Linked DNA regions of Homo sapiens: region 2 is linked to region 1. The links are chromatin loops, found by intact Hi-C in ENCODE. Cell type or tissue: heart left ventricle. All regions are shown on one strand. Each heading gives the region's core, and the rest is flanking DNA. Links, peaks and the distances in the headings are about the cores only.

The links. Hi-C counts contacts between places; a loop is a spot of excess contacts. Peaks named below come from ENCODE experiments on the same cell type or tissue, not always from the same donor. Only the 100,000 strongest peaks of a DNase experiment are listed, where the experiment ranks them.
Region 2: it touches region 1 in a loop (3.0-fold over the local background); 6 of 110 quality-filtered maps call a loop at or near these places.

The regions. Positions count from the first base shown.
Region 1 is chr7:80,385,858-80,388,780 of GRCh38, reverse strand. No RefSeq gene overlaps it. Among named protein-coding and RNA genes, the nearest start is that of GNAT3, 120 kb to the left of the region's middle. In heart left ventricle, for the core only: no CTCF peak of the experiment used is centred there; no DNase peak of the experiment used is centred there.
Region 2 is chr7:80,333,591-80,336,513 of GRCh38, reverse strand. It overlaps LOC105375373 (a long non-coding RNA gene), which reads left to right and starts at 1,561. Exons shown (of 5, transcript XR_007060401.1): 1 at 1,561-1,791; 2 at 2,750-2,831. In heart left ventricle, for the core only: a CTCF peak has its summit at 1,525; no DNase peak of the experiment used is centred there; H3K27ac peaks cover 1,581 bases.

The DNA.
Region 1 (2,923 bases), core at 140-2,639:
CATCTTAACAAGGCAGGAGACATCACCTGGGAGAGAGAGAGGAGCTAGCCAATCTTTATGAAAAGGACCCCAGTCTTGTGCTAACAAACCCACTCCTGAAATAATGACATTAATCCATTTATAAGGGTAGAGTCCTCCTGATGTAATCACCTCTTAAAGGTCCCACCTCTCAACACTGTTGCATTAGGGATTACACTTCTAAGACATGGACTTTGAAGAACACATTCAAATCATAGCACCACCCTTGTTTTGAGATCCTGTGGCACATCGAAGGTGAGAGAAGGAGCATTCTCCACAAGCTGGGCTTCTGAGGGGCAGGTGGAATCATGAAGAGGATGAGTGTCAGTTAACTAGAGAAGGTGTAAGGAGCTTGAAGATGGCGAGAAGTTTGCCCAAAGAAATTCAAGAGTGACATGAAGAAAAGTCTGGAAGAATCACACAATTGTATGGGGATTAAAAATCAGTTTTAAAAAATAGCATGTTGGTAAAAATTAACAGACAAATTCAATTTTTAGAAATGAGTGATGGGTAAAACCATTTTTAATACACTTCAGGGATTATATTTGATGTTCACATCTAAGATAAATTTAATCCCCAAAGCTTTAATAAGATCTAAATGGTCTTATAACCCTGGTGACTTCCTTGCCCTGATTAGAAAGATGAATACTTACTAAAGACAAAGGAAGAAGAGAAAAAAAATATTAAAAAACAAAGCAAAACCCTGTGTCTGTTTTCTCCTTAGAAGGTGACAGTGTTAGCAGAACAGATCAGCAGGCTGCTGAATGATACCGAATAGTTCCTAGACCTTTCTGTCTTAACATGCACATACAAGTTGACAATTTAAGTAACAGAAGTTATGCCTTGAAGCCAGAATGATATTATTTCCAAACATATGCTTAGGATCACATATTTCTAACTCAAAAAACCTCATAGCAGGCAAAGCAGGGCTGAGAGCAGAGGGTCAGGAGTGAAAGGGAATTGCTTTGCCTCAGGGCAATCACGAATTTGCTCAGTGAAGCAAAGCAGCACACTCTGGTTGAAATGCGCACGTTCATCTGTTAGTAGCATTTTGGGGGTTTTGTTTGTTTTAAATTCTGACCTTCACATAATTCAATCAGGAAAAGAATACCTTAAAAGTAGGTTAGTTCTAATCCACCCAGTTTGGAATACATATTTAAATATTTCTTAGTGACCAGGAGATAGGAATAGTAAATTACTGAGTTTAAAGAATTTACACCTATGTTAATTGTTGAGATGTAGACTTCACCTTTTTCTTTATCTTACTTTAATTAGGAATTTAATTTAAAAATCCTAAGACCTTGAGAATAGCAATTCCCCACGCCATCTTGAGTTTTCTATCACTGCTTTTGAATGACGTGGTCCCACTATTGAACCATTAGATGCTGGAAAATTCTTAATTATATGCTAAACCACAAAGTGACTTTTTGATTTTTTAAAACCGACTCTGCAGCCTAGAAACTTACAGAAATATTTTCAACTAAATACATTGAAGTTCTCTCTTGTCCTCTGTTCTGTGAATTCTAAAGAACTCCCAACTCCCTAAATGTGATGTGGAGACCTAACTCTCGTTCCCACCTTGTTTTCCTGGAAATACTTCCTAATTTTTCCAGACTAAATGTTTCTGTTCTGCATTGCCTCTCAGCTTAAGGACAAGTTACCAGCTCAAAAGTAGTGTCTATCTCACATTTTCGTCAAGCAAAGAAGATATCATCACTCCCTCCTTCCTCCTACAATTGCATCCCAGTGTTGTTTCTCACCTTTTGGTATTTTTAATGCAATTGCTCCCAGAAAGCAGCAGCATCAGAATCCCGTGGAGGACTAGTTAACACACAGAGTGGTTGGTTCCAACCACAGGGTTTGTGATTCAGTAGGTCTGGTATGGGGCCCAAGATTTGGTACTTCTAACAAGGCCCCAGATGATGCGGATGGTGCAGTTGAAGCACCACACTTGAGAACCTCTGGTCTCATGTTTTCTAACTCTGACTATTCCAAATGTTATTATTCCACATGTCTGATGCATCTTCTAAGTGAAGTGTGGCTACATAGTATAAGAAATAATTTTTAAATGGTGAAATCTTCTGCTTATTAAAATTCATTTAATGGTAAAAATGTCAATTTGTACATGATTTCTTAAAAGTGAATTCCTTATACAAAACAGAATATATATGTTTGGGTCAAACAAAAATCTTTCATACTTCAGAGGTTTACAGTCCTTCCATGGAAAATGTGAAGTAATCATAATTCTTTGTCTCTTCAAAGAATCAACAGAAATTGAGTATTTCTAAAACTGAGATTATGTGCATGTTTAATGGCCTGGACTTTTAATTTATTAAGCAAATAGTAACAGTTGGTACTTAAGGAATGTTTGTTCAAGGTTTCTCCAACAATGCTAAGTGCTCTATAGTCATTATTTAAGGTACTTTGTGTACAAAACAAAAATGTATAATACTCACTTTACACATGAGCGTACAGAGGTTGAGAGAGATTAAGTAATATAACCAAGGTTACAGAAATAGGAAAGCTGTAATCCACATTCAAACTAAATTTGAAATGATCCCAGGTAAATATGTATAGTTTGATAGGTCCACCATTAAGTATCAAGGCACTTCTGTTTCAAAAAATAAAATTATTGATTAGATGAGAAAACATTACTTAATTTTTTTTCTTGACACCTCTCATCCTTACTCCTCACACTGAGCTAGAGATAACAAGCATGGCCTCTCAAAGTAAGAAAAATGTATCAGCTTAAAAATATTACTAAGAAATAATTGTTCAGAGATTTCTGGAAATATGAAAATATTATTTTTTCATAAAAAGTGCTTCTTGCTGGGCAGTAAATTGCTTGGAGAAAGAGTGAAAGTAAGTAAGAGTTAGTATATAATTTCAGCTAAAGATAGTTCCC
Region 2 (2,923 bases), core at 194-2,693, 52 kb after region 1:
AAAAAATACAATATGATTGAAATACACTTAGCTTAAAATCATATGTCAATTTCTCTTAAAAATCATTTATTTCAACATGATTTATCATATTCTTATGGTAGGTGCTCTAAAATGTACATTACATACCAAAATAATGAGAGTCTACATACTGATATCTAATATAAAGGTCTTAGTATTTTATATTATTTTGATATAAGACAGAACAACAAGTGTTTGTGAAATCCTGTTACTGTTCTCTTTATGTGATAATTTACACTTTAAGCGCAAAATTATAGATGTTATTTAACATCAGATTAGAAAAGAAATCAAACTATGTAAACAAGCAAACAAAAAATTAGACTCCATGTCTCAAAGCAGATACTAGATACGCAGCAATAGATTTTAGAGATTGTTCCTGATTGCACTACCAGTAGGAACAAGTGTGGTTGGAAAGAATATGTAGCCAGCTGTCTCTTCTCTAGAGCATAGGGTAGACTTATCCTTTCTCTCCTTCTCCTCCATCTCCACAGCAGTCCCCTGAAGTCCAAACACCCTGCATCCCTGTGTCAAAGGAGGGCTCTGATAAATGGCTTTCTCCAATAGGCCTGTTTTGTCCTCAAGGGTTGTCACCAGAGAGCACGGAATCCCCAATCTTTAAGGTGCTGAGGTCTAGCAGCAACAGCTGAGCTGCTTGGTGCTTCTGAGAGATTTAGCATAAATTAGGGCAGTTCACACAGTTTATTACTTTAATGATAAGACTAAGTTCTTAGTCACAGAGCAATGTTTCAAATATGTTTCTATGTCACCTTTTGTACCCTCGTGCACATAAATGCAAACATTGTAAGGATATAAACGACTCTTTCTCGTGTTATCTGTGTTGTTTGCGTGCACACCCTAATCCTAGGAAGGCTGAGGAGCAAACTGTCACACAGGGATATGAATGCTTTCCGGTTTGCAGCTGCAGCTGTTGTTTGCAGTGCCTGATGCCTTTCACAAGCTTTTTTCCTCATCCACATCTATTCAGTGACTTTGTTTGAAAAAGCTTACCCCAAATTCCGAGTTTACTTAGCCCTGTGACCTCCCAGAAATCCATAGCAGGTTAAATCTTCTACGGGATTTTATCACAGAAGAGCAATAGCTCAACAGCTGTTAAAAAAAAAAAAAAAAAAAAACTTATAGGCCCTCTTTAATTTGTTATGCAATAAATAATTTTTAAAAAGATATTTCAAAAACTCAATCCAGGATTTGCCCCTCTGGCCAAAGGGAGTCTATACAGTTGAGCCTTCTAAGAATTACTTACACAATCTCTTGTTATTTAAGGAAGAGAATGTTTTGGCCAAGAATGGACATTTTGTAAAATTAAGATGAACAATAAAATCTTAGTAGGTAATGGGTTCAGAAGCTACTTCACAATTTGTTCTTGGCAAAATTACCAAGGGTTCTGTGGCTCTGCAACACCCTGGAAAAACATTTAAGGGAAAGGATGCAACAGGAAAACAGATTACAGCTCCCTCAAGTGAGGAGTGGAATATTTCTTCTCCTGTAGCCAATGTTTGCATTTGTTCCTGCAGATCTTGGGAGAAAATGAACAAGGACATCCAGTGGAAGTTTTGGAAATATGTCAATAACTTTATTTTCCCCTGCCCAGGAAAGAGAAAAAGAAGGAGGAGAAAAATTAATTTATTCATAAAAATATATGCAAAACAAAGCAGGGAAGAAAATATGCATACCTACCATAAAATCCCTCTTTGATATTTTACAACTAAATTAGAAGGATCACCACCAGCAACAGCACACATTATATATGCAATGGTAAGGTAAGAGAGAGGAAAAAATGTCATTTGGTTAATATGCATAAATTCAGACACATACACAAGGAAAACAGGTTAGCCCCAAAATCGTAGTGAGGGTTTAAGCTTTAATAATTTCAGAAGTGGAAATGCTACAAACTTTAAAAACAACATTGTTTGAAGGCTTAATTATTTAGTTTCTTTTAGACTTATTCAGTTTTATGCAAGTCAAATAATATCTTTTTAATCTTAACTTTTTGTTTCAGTCCACATTTGCCATCATGTACATATGTAAACAAAGCAGAGTTGAAAATACACATAGCAACAAGCCATGAGGTTGGAGTTGGGTTTTACAACTTCCTTCTTCCAGTATCTAGTTCTTGCCCCTTGTCTCTCAGCTGGCATTTCTGGTCTGGTTGCAGTTCTTTACCTGGTTGGGTGACTAAATATTATTCCTAAAGTGTTCCCAGTAGTATTAGCAGCAGCAGTAGCAACAGCAGCAATAGGCATTAGTAGTAATGGCTAAGAGTGCGTAAAAGCAACCCTAGCAACCCTATTTTCCCCTAATAATCAGAATCAATCATCTCAGACCTTTAACTCTTCCCTTGTCCATTGAGTCAGTGGTATAAGGAGCTCAAGGTGGTTCCATGGAATTCTCAGTTTCCAGTTGAATAGAACCATTTTTGTGTGTGTGTGTGTGAGAATTAAACTCAATAATCCAGCAGAGTTCAAAGTTACAGAAAGAGAAAACAAAATTTTTACTGGGTGCATTGTTGAGGTAACAGGGCAGGGAATATTCCCACTCCAGCCCCTTCGTTCTCAAAGCCATGTGTCCTGACTATTGTAGAAACAGCATCATGTATTTATTAGTCATTATTGCTATCAATTGCTATTGGAATATATTGTACATCTTGTCAGAAGATACCTTGGACTTGCAAGCTTTTATGTGTATGTGTTGGCTCTTCTTGTCCTCCCAGCAGGTGACGTACTGTTTCTTCAATAGACCATCGGGCTATTTCATTAAGACAGCATCTTCAGACAATGTGGTACATGGTAGCACCAGTAAGTCTCACTGATATGAGTGACTACTTTCACTGTAAAATGAGCTCTTTGGTCCGAAGCCATATTATGTGGGATACCAAGTGAGAGAATAA